Regions from separate parts of the Homo sapiens genome. Here region 1 is linked to region 2. Evidence: read pairs that join two places in POLR2A ChIA-PET (ENCODE). Cell type or tissue: HCT116. All regions are shown on one strand. Links, peaks and the distances in the headings refer to the core of each region. The heading gives the core; the rest is flanking DNA. Region 1 overlaps MTHFD1L (methylenetetrahydrofolate dehydrogenase (NADP+ dependent) 1 like). Region 2 overlaps LOC102723831 (a long non-coding RNA gene).

Evidence for each region. Peaks named below come from ENCODE experiments on the same cell type or tissue, not always from the same donor. Only the 100,000 strongest peaks of a DNase experiment are listed, where the experiment ranks them.
Region 1: POLR2A ChIA-PET joins it to region 2 with 7 read pairs; 3 of 35 experiments call an interaction of 5 or more read pairs at or near these places.

The regions. Positions count from the first base shown.
Region 1 is chr6:151,046,836-151,052,212 of GRCh38, forward strand. All of the region lies in intron 26 of MTHFD1L (methylenetetrahydrofolate dehydrogenase (NADP+ dependent) 1 like), which reads left to right. Among named protein-coding and RNA genes, the nearest start is that of MIR12131, 53 kb to the right of the region's middle. In HCT116, for the core only: no CTCF peak of the experiment used is centred there; no DNase peak of the experiment used is centred there; H3K27ac peaks cover 4,280 bases.
Region 2 is chr6:151,202,198-151,207,574 of GRCh38, forward strand. All of the region lies in intron 1 of LOC102723831 (a long non-coding RNA gene), which reads right to left. Among named protein-coding and RNA genes, the nearest start is that of AKAP12, 35 kb to the right of the region's middle. In HCT116, for the core only: no CTCF peak of the experiment used is centred there; no DNase peak of the experiment used is centred there.

The DNA of each region.
Region 1 (5,377 bases), core at 235-5,234, 160 kb before region 2:
AGAGTCAGTTTGAGGGTATAGTGGGAAGCCTGAATAAAAAGAGAAGTTAAACTTTTAAGAAAAGGGTCAAGCTTTAAAACTGGAATTGGGTTTTCAAATCTAATGAGTAAAAAGAAACCCCAAAACTGGAATTGTAATTGTGGAGAAATATAACGGATAATATCTGGAACTCGCGGCAGTTTACAGGCTTAACTATGTATGTGTTCCTTAAATTATCCACCCGCAGATATCAGATTACAATAAGTCCTCACTTAATGTCATTGATAGGTTCTTGGAAACTACCACTTTAAGCAAAAAGACATGATGCATATGAAACCAGTTTTCCCATAGTCTAATTGATAGGAAAAAGAGTTAAGTTATGCAGCCACACAGTACCTCGTTTGGCTTAAAGTCACTGTTTCCAAGAACCTATCCACAATGTTAAGTAAGGACTTACCGTATATGAAAATATTTGCAGTAAATTGCTTTTGAGAGAATTGGTTATCACACTCTTCTCTGGGTATCATTGAAAATTCAGAATGTTTAATTACATCAGGCTATACTCACTGGTATAAAATCAGGGAGCAAGTATAAAGTAGGTGTAGGGAAATAATTTATGTTGGATTAAATGATCCAATGAAGGGATTTTATTAAGCCCCTAGAAGTCCCAGAATGAAAATGTATAACTGCATGACTAACCCCTAAGAATTTGCTGGGGTTTCTGCATTAAGTACGCTTCCCAGGCCATTTGTAATGAAGGTACCGTGATCTGTTAAGGAAGAGACCTACAGCTGGGAACAAAAAGAGCCAATTCCATCCTAGACATCAGTCTCCTGTTTGACTCATTCCAACCCCAAGAATATGTTGTAGAGTGTAGGACCCATGAAAGTTACTTACTGTGCTTCCCTGTACCTTCCGTCATCCAGTTCCCAGACATATCTGTGTTTCTTCTCTGAATGCCTAGTTACTTGGGATCCCATGCTGTATTGGTCTGTTCTCACACTGCTGTAAAGAACTACCTGAGACTGGATAGTTTATAAAGAAAAGAGGTTTAATTGACTCAGTTTTACAGGCTATACGGGAAGCATGGCTGGGGAGGCCTCAGGAAACTTACAATCATGGTGGAAGGCAAAGGGGAAGCAAGCACATCTTCACATGGCGGCAGGAAAGAGAGAGAGTGAAGGGGCAGTGCCACACACTTTTAAACAACCAGATCTCATGAGAACTCACTATCACGAGAACAACAAGGGGGAAATTCACCCCCATGATCCAGTCACCTCCCACCAGGCCCCTCCTCCAACACTGAAGATCATAATTCATCATGAGATTTGGCTGGGGATACAGCGCCAAACCATAGCACATGCCTTTCCCAGGACTGGTGATGGAGGAACGGTGCCCTTGTCACACCTACCAGAATATACTCACCCACCTCCAGACACTCCATTTCTCTTTCAAGCACACCTCTTCACTTGTGCCGCCAGCTAAGGTTTACTGCAGTTACTTCCTTTGTGTGTCCTCTTACCTTACCAAGTCGCCTCACCCACCATCTACTGTTAATTAAATTACCACCTCCCCCACTTCCCACCTCCAGAGTAGAGACTGTGTCTTCAGTTCTCTTGGCCTTCCCACAATGGGAAGTCCAGTGTAGAACATACCCTAGGAGCCAACTAAATGTGCTAGTGGCCTGCCAACCCTGCAGAGGGCTAGGGAATCTTCAAGGAGTCTGCTGCCAGTGAAACTCACCAGTACTAGAATCCCAGGCTCCAAAGAAGTCTAGAAAAGTACATCTTTTAAGGAGGTAATAAGAGGCTCAAGTGCCCACAAATCCTATCTGCTCTTGGCCTAGTTCTTTTGGGATCAATGTGCTAGTCTCTCTTGTCGAACCAGTTACTGACCAGCAAGACTAAAAAACCAGGCCCAAACACATTCTATTCATGTGCTTAGATATGGACCTACGGATCAAATATCCCACTGTAAAGCAAAACAGCAAACTGTTTTTCCCTTGTACTTTCACACTCAACAATAGCACGCTTCTGTGGCTGGCTGTGTGGGGGCTTTTCCTTACACACCAAATATTTCTCACAAACACCAACCAGGTGTCCTCTTATTCAATTCAATCCTGACACTGTCTACCTGGAGATGGTGTCGGATCCCACAGATTGACGGCTCAGTCCCATGAGACCAGCCCCACTTCAGGCACTAATTGCAAATCCAGGCCATGCATACTTCTCTGACTGCCTGGCTAAAAACCGCATTCACAGCCGGGCACGGTGGCTCATGCCTGTAATGCCAACACTTTGGGAGACCAAGGTAGGTGGATCACTTGAGGTCGGAGGTTCGAGACCAGCCTGGCCAACATGGTGAAACCCCATCTCTATTAAAAATACAAAGATTAGGCCGGGCACAGTGGCTGACGCCAGTAATCCCGGCACTTTGGGAGGCCGAGGCAGGCAGATCACGAGGTCAGGAGATTGAGACCATCCTGGCTAACACAGTGAAACCCTGTCTCTACTAAAAATACAAAAAAATTAGCCAGGTGTGGTGGCAGACGCCTGTAGTCCCAGCTACTCAGGAGGCTGAGGCAGGAGAATGGCGTGAACCCGGGAGGCGGAGCTTGCAGTGAGCGGAGATCGCGCCACTGCACTCCAGCCTGGGCAAGACAGCGAGACTCCGTCTCAAAAAAAAAAAAAAAAAAAAATTAGCTGGGTGTGGTGGCGGGCTCCTGTAAGCCAAGCTACTAGGGAGGCTGAGGCAGGAGAATCGCTTGAACCCAGGAGGCGGAAGTTGCAGTGAGTTGAGATCCTGCCACTGCACTCCAGCCTGGGAGACAGAGTGAGACTCCATCTCAAAAAAAAAAAAAAAAAATGGGTTCGCATGAGCCCCCTCCTTGGGTTCAATTAAGTTCCTAGGATGGCTCACAGAACTGAGAGAAACACTTATTTACAGAGGTGTTATGATATATATTGATTTTCGTCCATGGTTCCTGGTTCCTGAATCCCATAAACCTTCTTACAGCCTTTTGTTATAATGTTGGGGGTGTCACGCCTCAGGGGCAGGCCTCTGACCTTCCCTGCCCTCCTTGCACTGTAATGTTTCCCCCATTTCTGATTGTGAGTCTTAAGACCCTCCCATGAGAGGGTCCCACCCTACACCTTGTGGGAAGGAATGTGGATGTCATGAAGTGTCCATAAAAACCCAAGAGGACAGGGTTCAAGGGGATTCCAGATAGCCAGACATGTGGAGCTTCCTGGAAGGCAGGGCACCCAGGTCGGGCATGGAAGTTCTGCACCTCTTCCCCCATACCTCGCCCTACACACCTCTTCATATGTGTCCTTTGCAATATCTTTTTGTTGTTGTTGTTTGTTTGAGACAGAGTCTCGCTCTGCTGCCCAGGCTGGAATACAATGGCATGATCTTGGCTCCCTGCTACCTCCGCCTCCTGGGTTCAAGCGACTCTCCCACCTCAGCCTCCTGAGTAGCTGGGATTACAGGCATCCACCATCATGCCTGGCTAGTTTTTGTATTTTTGTAGAGACGGGGTTTCACCATGTTGGCCAGGCTGGTCTTGAACTCCTGACCTTAGGTGACCCGCCCGCCTTGGCCTCCCAAAGTGCTGGGATTACAGGCGTGAGCCACCGTGCCTGGCCTGTAGTATCCTTTATAATAAACTGGAAATGTTAAGCATGTGTTTCCTTTAGTTCTGTTAGCTGCTCCAGCAAATTAATCAAACCCAAAGAGGGGAGTCCTAGGAACTCCAATTTGAAACCAGTTGGTCAGAAGTTCCAGAGGCCCAGACTTGCGACTGGTATGGTGGGGGGCACTCGGCCCTGTGGGATCTGACACTATCTCTGGGTAGACAGGGTCGGAACTGAACTGGAAGCCACCCCACCTGGTGTCTGCTGCTTGGTGTATGGGGAAACCCCATACACATTTGGTCACAGAAGTCTTCTATGTTGATGACTGTTGTGGTGCGACAGCAGAGGAAAACACGGTTTGAGGAGAGCTTTTCCCAACACGCTTATGTGTGCCAGTTTATTATAGAAGACACAGATGAACACCAGATGAAGAGATGCATAGGGCATGGTCTGTGGAGTTGGGGTTCACCTCCCTCCTGGCACAAGGATGCCTTCACCAACCCAGAAACTCATCAAGTCTTGTTCAAGGATTTTTGTAGAGCTTAATCTCCACTCCCCGCCCTCCACCCTTCCTGGAGGTTGATGGGTGGGGCTGAAAGTTCCAGCCCTCCAATCTTCTACTTACTTGGTCTTTCCATCCTGAGGCTAGCTGGAGGCCCACCCCGTCACTCCATTACCTTAAGCTCAGGTGTTATTGAAGGAGCTCCTTATGAATAGAGCAAAATCACCCCTATCAGAAATTTCAAGAGTTTTAGGAAACCTGTGACTGGAACCAAGGACAAAGATGAAATATATTTTGTATGATAGCACACCCACCAGATTGGATCGTGGGGCCATATGGCCTTTAGTGTGGAAGCTGCTTGACCACATTTTCCGCCCATGCACTGCCATTCTCATTTCAGGCTGCGTCATCATCATCATCACCATCACCTGTTCTTAGCAAAGGTCGCACACCTTCCAAATGCTTTGTATAGATTAGCTCATCACTCCCCATACTCACCCTGGGAGCATAGTCAGGGATAAGAGGTAGAGTTCTAGCGCTCTGTGGCTACTATGGTTTATGGGATCTTTGCGCAGGAATAACTGGACTTTAAACATCTTGGCTTTTCTTTTCAGTAGGTCAGTCGGCATGTACTCACAGGGCCGTGCATGCTGAGCATTGAGACACATCACAAGGGAGTGAAAACCTGCTGCCATACCCCCCCAGAGGCAGCAGGATGTTTGGATAAATAAGGCATAAACACCTGGAGAATTAAAGCAAGTACAATTAGTGCAGCCTTTGCCAAGAGAAAGGTGTAAGTGCTAAATGCAGTAGATGTTCAAATACGGCAGAGACCACAGTGGGCAGGGTAGGCCAAGAATGCTGCCTAAGGAGTGGGGCTTGGGGTGAAACTGGGGCATTTGAGACACTGCAGGCCCATCACCCTGGCTGCGCCCTCCTGAGGGAGGCAGGGACTGAGGCGGGAGGCCTGGAGAGGTCTGTGCGTGAGCCTGGGGGCTCATTGATAAGGAGCTTCCAGTGGGGGCAATAACATTGGAAGTGGAGAGGATGGCATGTGTGCCGGGAGACGCAGTGGAGTGGAAGTCGCCGGAACTGACAAGGGATGGGATGTGAGCAAGGAGTCCAGGTGAGTCCTGGGGACCTGAAAGGATGGACCCAGAGAGATAAACGACTTCAAACCGGCACGGCAGTGAAGTGACTGACCCGCGAGTGCCCTGCACCGAGGCTGACATTTGACTTCCTGCCAAGTTGGCCATCAGAC
Region 2 (5,377 bases), core at 300-5,299:
ATAAAATGTTGCAACCTCTATGGAAAACAGTAGGCAGCTTCTCAAAAAATTAAAAATAGCACTATTATGATTCAGCAATTCCACTTCTGGGTATACATCCAAAAGAATTGAAAGAGGAGTCTCAAAAAGATATTTGCATACCCATGTTCACAGCAGCATTTATTCATGGTACCCAAGAGGTGAAAGCAATCCAAGCGTCTACCAAAGGATGACTGGAGAAACAAAATGTGGTCTATGCATACAATGGAATATTATTCAGCCTTAGAAAGGAAGACAATCCAGCTGGGCACGGTAGGTAGCTCACACTGGTAATCCCAGCACTTTGAGAGGCCAAGGTGGGCGGATCACCTGAGGTCGGGAGTTCAAGACCAGCCTGACCAACATGGAAAAACCCCATCTCTACTAAAAATACAAAATTAGCTGGGCGTGGTGGCACACGCCTGTAATCCCAGCTAACTCGGGAGGCTGAGGCAGGAGAATCACTTGAACCCGGGAGGTGGAGGTTGCTGTGAGCCGAGATTGCGCCATCGCAGTCCAGCCTGGGAAAACAATAGCGAAACTTTGTCTCAAAACAAAAACAAAAACAAAAACAAAGCAAAACAAAAAAAAAGGAAGAAAATCCTGTTACATGCTGCAACATGATGAACTTTGAGAATATTACGGTAAGTGAAATAAGCAAATCGCAAAAAGATGAATACTGTATGATTCCACTAATATGAAGTAGTCATCAAATTTATAGAAACAAAAAGTAGAATGGTGGGTACCAAAGGATGAGGAGGAGGAAAGGGGAAGTTATTATTGAATGGGTATAAAGTTTTGAATTTGCAAGATGAAAAAGACTGGGAGATCTGTTTCACAACAATGTGAATACACTTAACAATATTAAACTGCACACTTAAAAATGGCTAAGATGGTATAATTTATGCTATGTGATTTTTTAGCATCAGTGTTTTTTTTTAACAGGAAGGTGGGATAATTGAGGGCTTGAAATTCTAACACCTTTTCCTTCCATTGGTCAATCCTTCCATTGGTCTATTAATCCTTTCTTTTCTTACATTTGATCTTGAGCTCTTATGTGTTGGAAGTATTTTTTTTTTATTTTTGCTTTTGTTTTTACTATTACTTCAATCTCTTTGTGATAGGTCTCTTCAGATTTCCATTTCTTCTTGGATCAGTTTACATAGTTTGTGTCTCTTTAGAAATTTGTCTATTTCATATCTGCTGTCTGATTTGTTTGCATACAATTGTTCAAAATATCCCCTCATAATTTTTTTTTATTTCTGTAGAGTCGGAAGTAATCAAGTCTTCTTTTTTTCTTGGTTAGTTTAGCTAATATTTTGTCAATTTTGTTGGTCTTTCCAAAGATTAACATTTTGTTTTGTTGATTTTCTCTCTTGTTTTTCTATTCTGTATTTCACTTATTTCCATTAGAGTCTTTATTCTATCCTTCCTTCTACTTGTTTTTGGGTTTAGTTTTCCCTTCCTTTTCCAGTGTCTTAAGGTGAAAGTTTAGATTATTGATTTTAGCTCTTTCTTCTTCATTAATATTGGCATTTACAGCTATAAATTTCCCTCTAAGCAGCAGGTTAGCTGCATCCCGTAAGTTTGGGTATACTGTGTTTTTATTTTCACTCATCTCAAACTATTTTCTAATTTCTCTAATTACTGAGATTCAGCCATTTTTCTTGAATGCATACTTCCTGAATTCCTGCCAGAATTTGATTAATTTCTAGAGCCCTAAAAAAGTTGATTCTTCCCTTTTTTGCCAGTTTTCTCATTATTTTCATAGAGGAGAAATTTTTCAGAGGTCCTTTCTCTGACATTTTTGCTGACATCTTCCTTCCTTCCTTTCTCTCTTTCTCTCTTTCTTTTTCTGAGACAGAATCTCACTCTGTCACCCAGGTTGGAGTGCAGTGGCATGATCTCAGCTCACTGCAACCTCTGCCTCCCAGGTTCAAGCGATTCTCCTGCCTCAGCCTCCGGAGTAGCTGGGATTACAGGCACCTGGCACCACGCCCGGCTAATTTTTATATTTTTAGTAGAGACAGGGTTTCATCATGTTGGCCAGGCTGGTCTCAAACTCCTGACCTCAAGTGAGGAGTTCATTTGGCCTCCCGCCTTGGCCTCCCAAAGTGCAGGGATTACAGGTGTGAGCCACTGCGCCCTGCCAGACATCATTTTTTCTTGCATTTCAAACCTTGGTGGGAGCTTTCCTCCCTCAGCTCAGTGGTATCCTCATGGCCTGGGACAAGGCCTCTGGCCTCTTTTCTCTGAACATCACTGTCCTAGTCTGCTGGGACTGCTGTAACAAAATATTATAGACTGGGTGGCTCATACAACAGACATTTAGTTCTCACAGTTCTGGCAGCTGGGAAGTTGCCCTCACTGAGGAACTAAATAGGCAGGCACCCTGATCTTGGACTTCTTACATCATTAATTCAAATGCAAAGGGATTTACTCTGAGGGAAACTGATGAAAGTTTTTCTTGGCTTTATGCTGGGGGCGGTACTAGGAGACGTCACCCTGTGAGGTCACTCTCAGTTCCTCCCTCCTCCTTTCTCTTACCTTTCACCCAGTCCCTGAGATAAGGCAGGTTTGGAGCCCACCAAGATGATTTGATCATTCCTTGGGCTTAGTCTGAAGCGATTCAAGACCATGGTTCCTGCTGATCGAGTGGCAAGAGCATTGGCTTTAGAGTCCAATGTAAATTGGCCTAAACTCAGCTGTGCCACCCACTGCATAGGTCCCTGGTAAGTCCCTTACCATCCTTGAGCCTCAGTTTACTTTTCCGTAAAATGGGGGTAATACTATTCACTTTAGGGAGTTCCTAAAAAGATTAAATTAAGTAATGTATGCATTTGAAGTGCCCAAGAGACTGCCAAACTTCTAGATAGGGCTTGATCATAATTATGCCTCAGTATTATGCAGTAAGGGTGACTTACATAGCCTTGTCAATAATCTTTTCCTTTATTAAATAAATAGTTCTCTCTGAAAGTTATTTCTTATATTTAATCTCAATTCCAGATTGTATTTATTTATTTTTTATTTTATTTATTTATTTTTTTTCTGAGATGGAGTCTTGCTCTGTCAACCAGGCTGGAGTGCAGTAGCATGATCTTGGCTCACTGCAATCTCCGCCTCTTGGGTTCAAGTGATTCTCCTGCCTCAGCCTCCCAAGAAGCTGGGATTACAGGCGCCCGCCACCATGCCTGGCTAATTTTTTTTGTATTTTTAGTTGAGACGAGGTTTCATTGGCCAGGCTGGTATCAAACGCCTGACCTCAGGTGATCCGCCCACCTCGGCCTCCCAAAGTGCTGGGATTACAGGTGTGAGCCACTGCACCCCAGATTGTATTTAACGCCTTTCCTTCAGTCTTAGCTAGAAAAATAGAAAAGAAAAAGGAAAAGAAATGGCTGCTAACACTGCCTCCAGAACCCTTCCCAGCCTGCATTAAAGCTGTCCCTTGGTCGCCTTATCATTAATCTAGATGTCTTTGCTCAGCCTCTCTGCTCTCCGTCTCTTTACTCCTCCTTTGATAATCCTTTACCCACTTTCATGTTGCTCTTTCTTGCATCTCTTCCTATGTGTATTAACTGATGTATTCTGCAGGTCAGTGGACTGCAAAGGTCAAAGTCTGTGTGTCTGAGACTTGGATTCAGCTGTCAGCCCCCAGCCTCTTAGACAATTCAAGACAGGGTTAAAGTTGCAATCAGAGACAATGAGGCTGCAAGAGAAACAAAGGCTGGATTTGATGGGCAACTGGGACAGCTGGAGATGACAAAATCTCTTTAGACTGATTTTTCCTGAGGTCAAAAGACTTGGGAGGGTGGGGTAGAGCAAGGAGTGTTCAAGAATAACTGTAAACATGAGCCTTGCACACATATAAAACACGGGTCAGAAAATGCTAGGCCTATTTCATTAATTTTCACAAAAGATTCCCTCAGACTTTTCAGTCTCTTTTTTAAGTAATCGATGCATGCCCTAAATCCCATTCATTCATTCTTCTTTTATTTGTTTATTTTTCATTATCTGCCCTACCCGATTTATTATGCACTTAATTGTCATATTCCCTTTTGTTACTGGTTTCTTTGCCACTTTTCTGACTGGTCACTCTTGTCCTCATTACAGATCTTTCAAGGCCATTTATTTGATATAATGAAAAGAATGAAGTTTGGAATCTGATGGTTCAGCCACTAGGAGTTGCACAACCTTCAACAAGTGACAATAGGCCTGTTTCACAATGACCTCCCAGAACTGTTAGAGCTCTAAAGCACAACCAACCTTTACTTAGCAAAGCCTGCTCTTGGAGTTGGTGTTATGGTTTGAGTTCTGCCCTCCCCAAATTTATATTCCTAAAATTTCTAACCCCCAATGTGGAATGTGATGGCATTTGGAGATGGGCGTTTGTGAGGTGTTAATAATTAGGTTTAGATGCAGACGTGAAGGTGGGGCGCTCATGATGGGATTAGTGCCCTTATAAGAAGAGACACAAGACAGCTTGGTCTCTCTCTCCCTCTCTTCCTCTCCACGTGAGGAAACAAAGGGACGGGGCCATCTGCAAGCCAAAAGAGAACCTTCACCAGGAACCATATAGGCCAGCACCTTGGTCTTAGACTTCCCAGCCCCTAGAATTATGAGAAATAAATGACTGTAGTTTAAGCCACCCAGCCTGTGGTATTTTTTCATGGCAGCGCCAGCTGACTAAGAAAATGGATTTTCAGGAATAAAGATGAGCTTGATTTTCCTCATGACCAATGGCTGGCATTTGTGAGTAAGAGAACTTACACTCTATGTCTGTGGTGAAAATAGAGGTAGGTAGCACTGGGTGTGGTGGCTTACACCTCTAATTCCAGCTATTCTGGAGGCTGAATTCGGAGGATCGCTTGAGCCCAGGAGTTTGAGTCCAGCCTGGGCAACATAGCGAGACCTTGTTTCAAAAGAAGAAAAATAGAAGTAGATAAGTTTCACTGTCCCAGGATCTACCATCAAACCTCTAGACAATGTAGGGTCTTACCCTGATTTCATTCACATCAGAATCATCGGGGGAGTTGTTTTTTGTTTTTTGGCTTTTTTTTTTTTTTTTTGGAGTTTCACTCTTGTGGCCCAGGCTGGAGGGCAGTGGTGCGATCTCAGCTCATTGCAACCTCTGCCTCCCAGGTTCAAGTGATTCTCCTGCCTCAGCCGCCCAAGTAGCTGGGATTACAGGTGCCTGCCACCACGCCTGGCTAATTTTTTGTATTTTTTTTAGTAGAGGTGGGGTTTTGCCATGTTGGGCAGGCTGGTCTTGAACTCCTGACCTCAGATGATCTGCTCGCCTTGGTCTCTCAAAGTGTTGGGATTACAGGCGTGAGCCACCATGCCCTGATTTTTGGCTTTC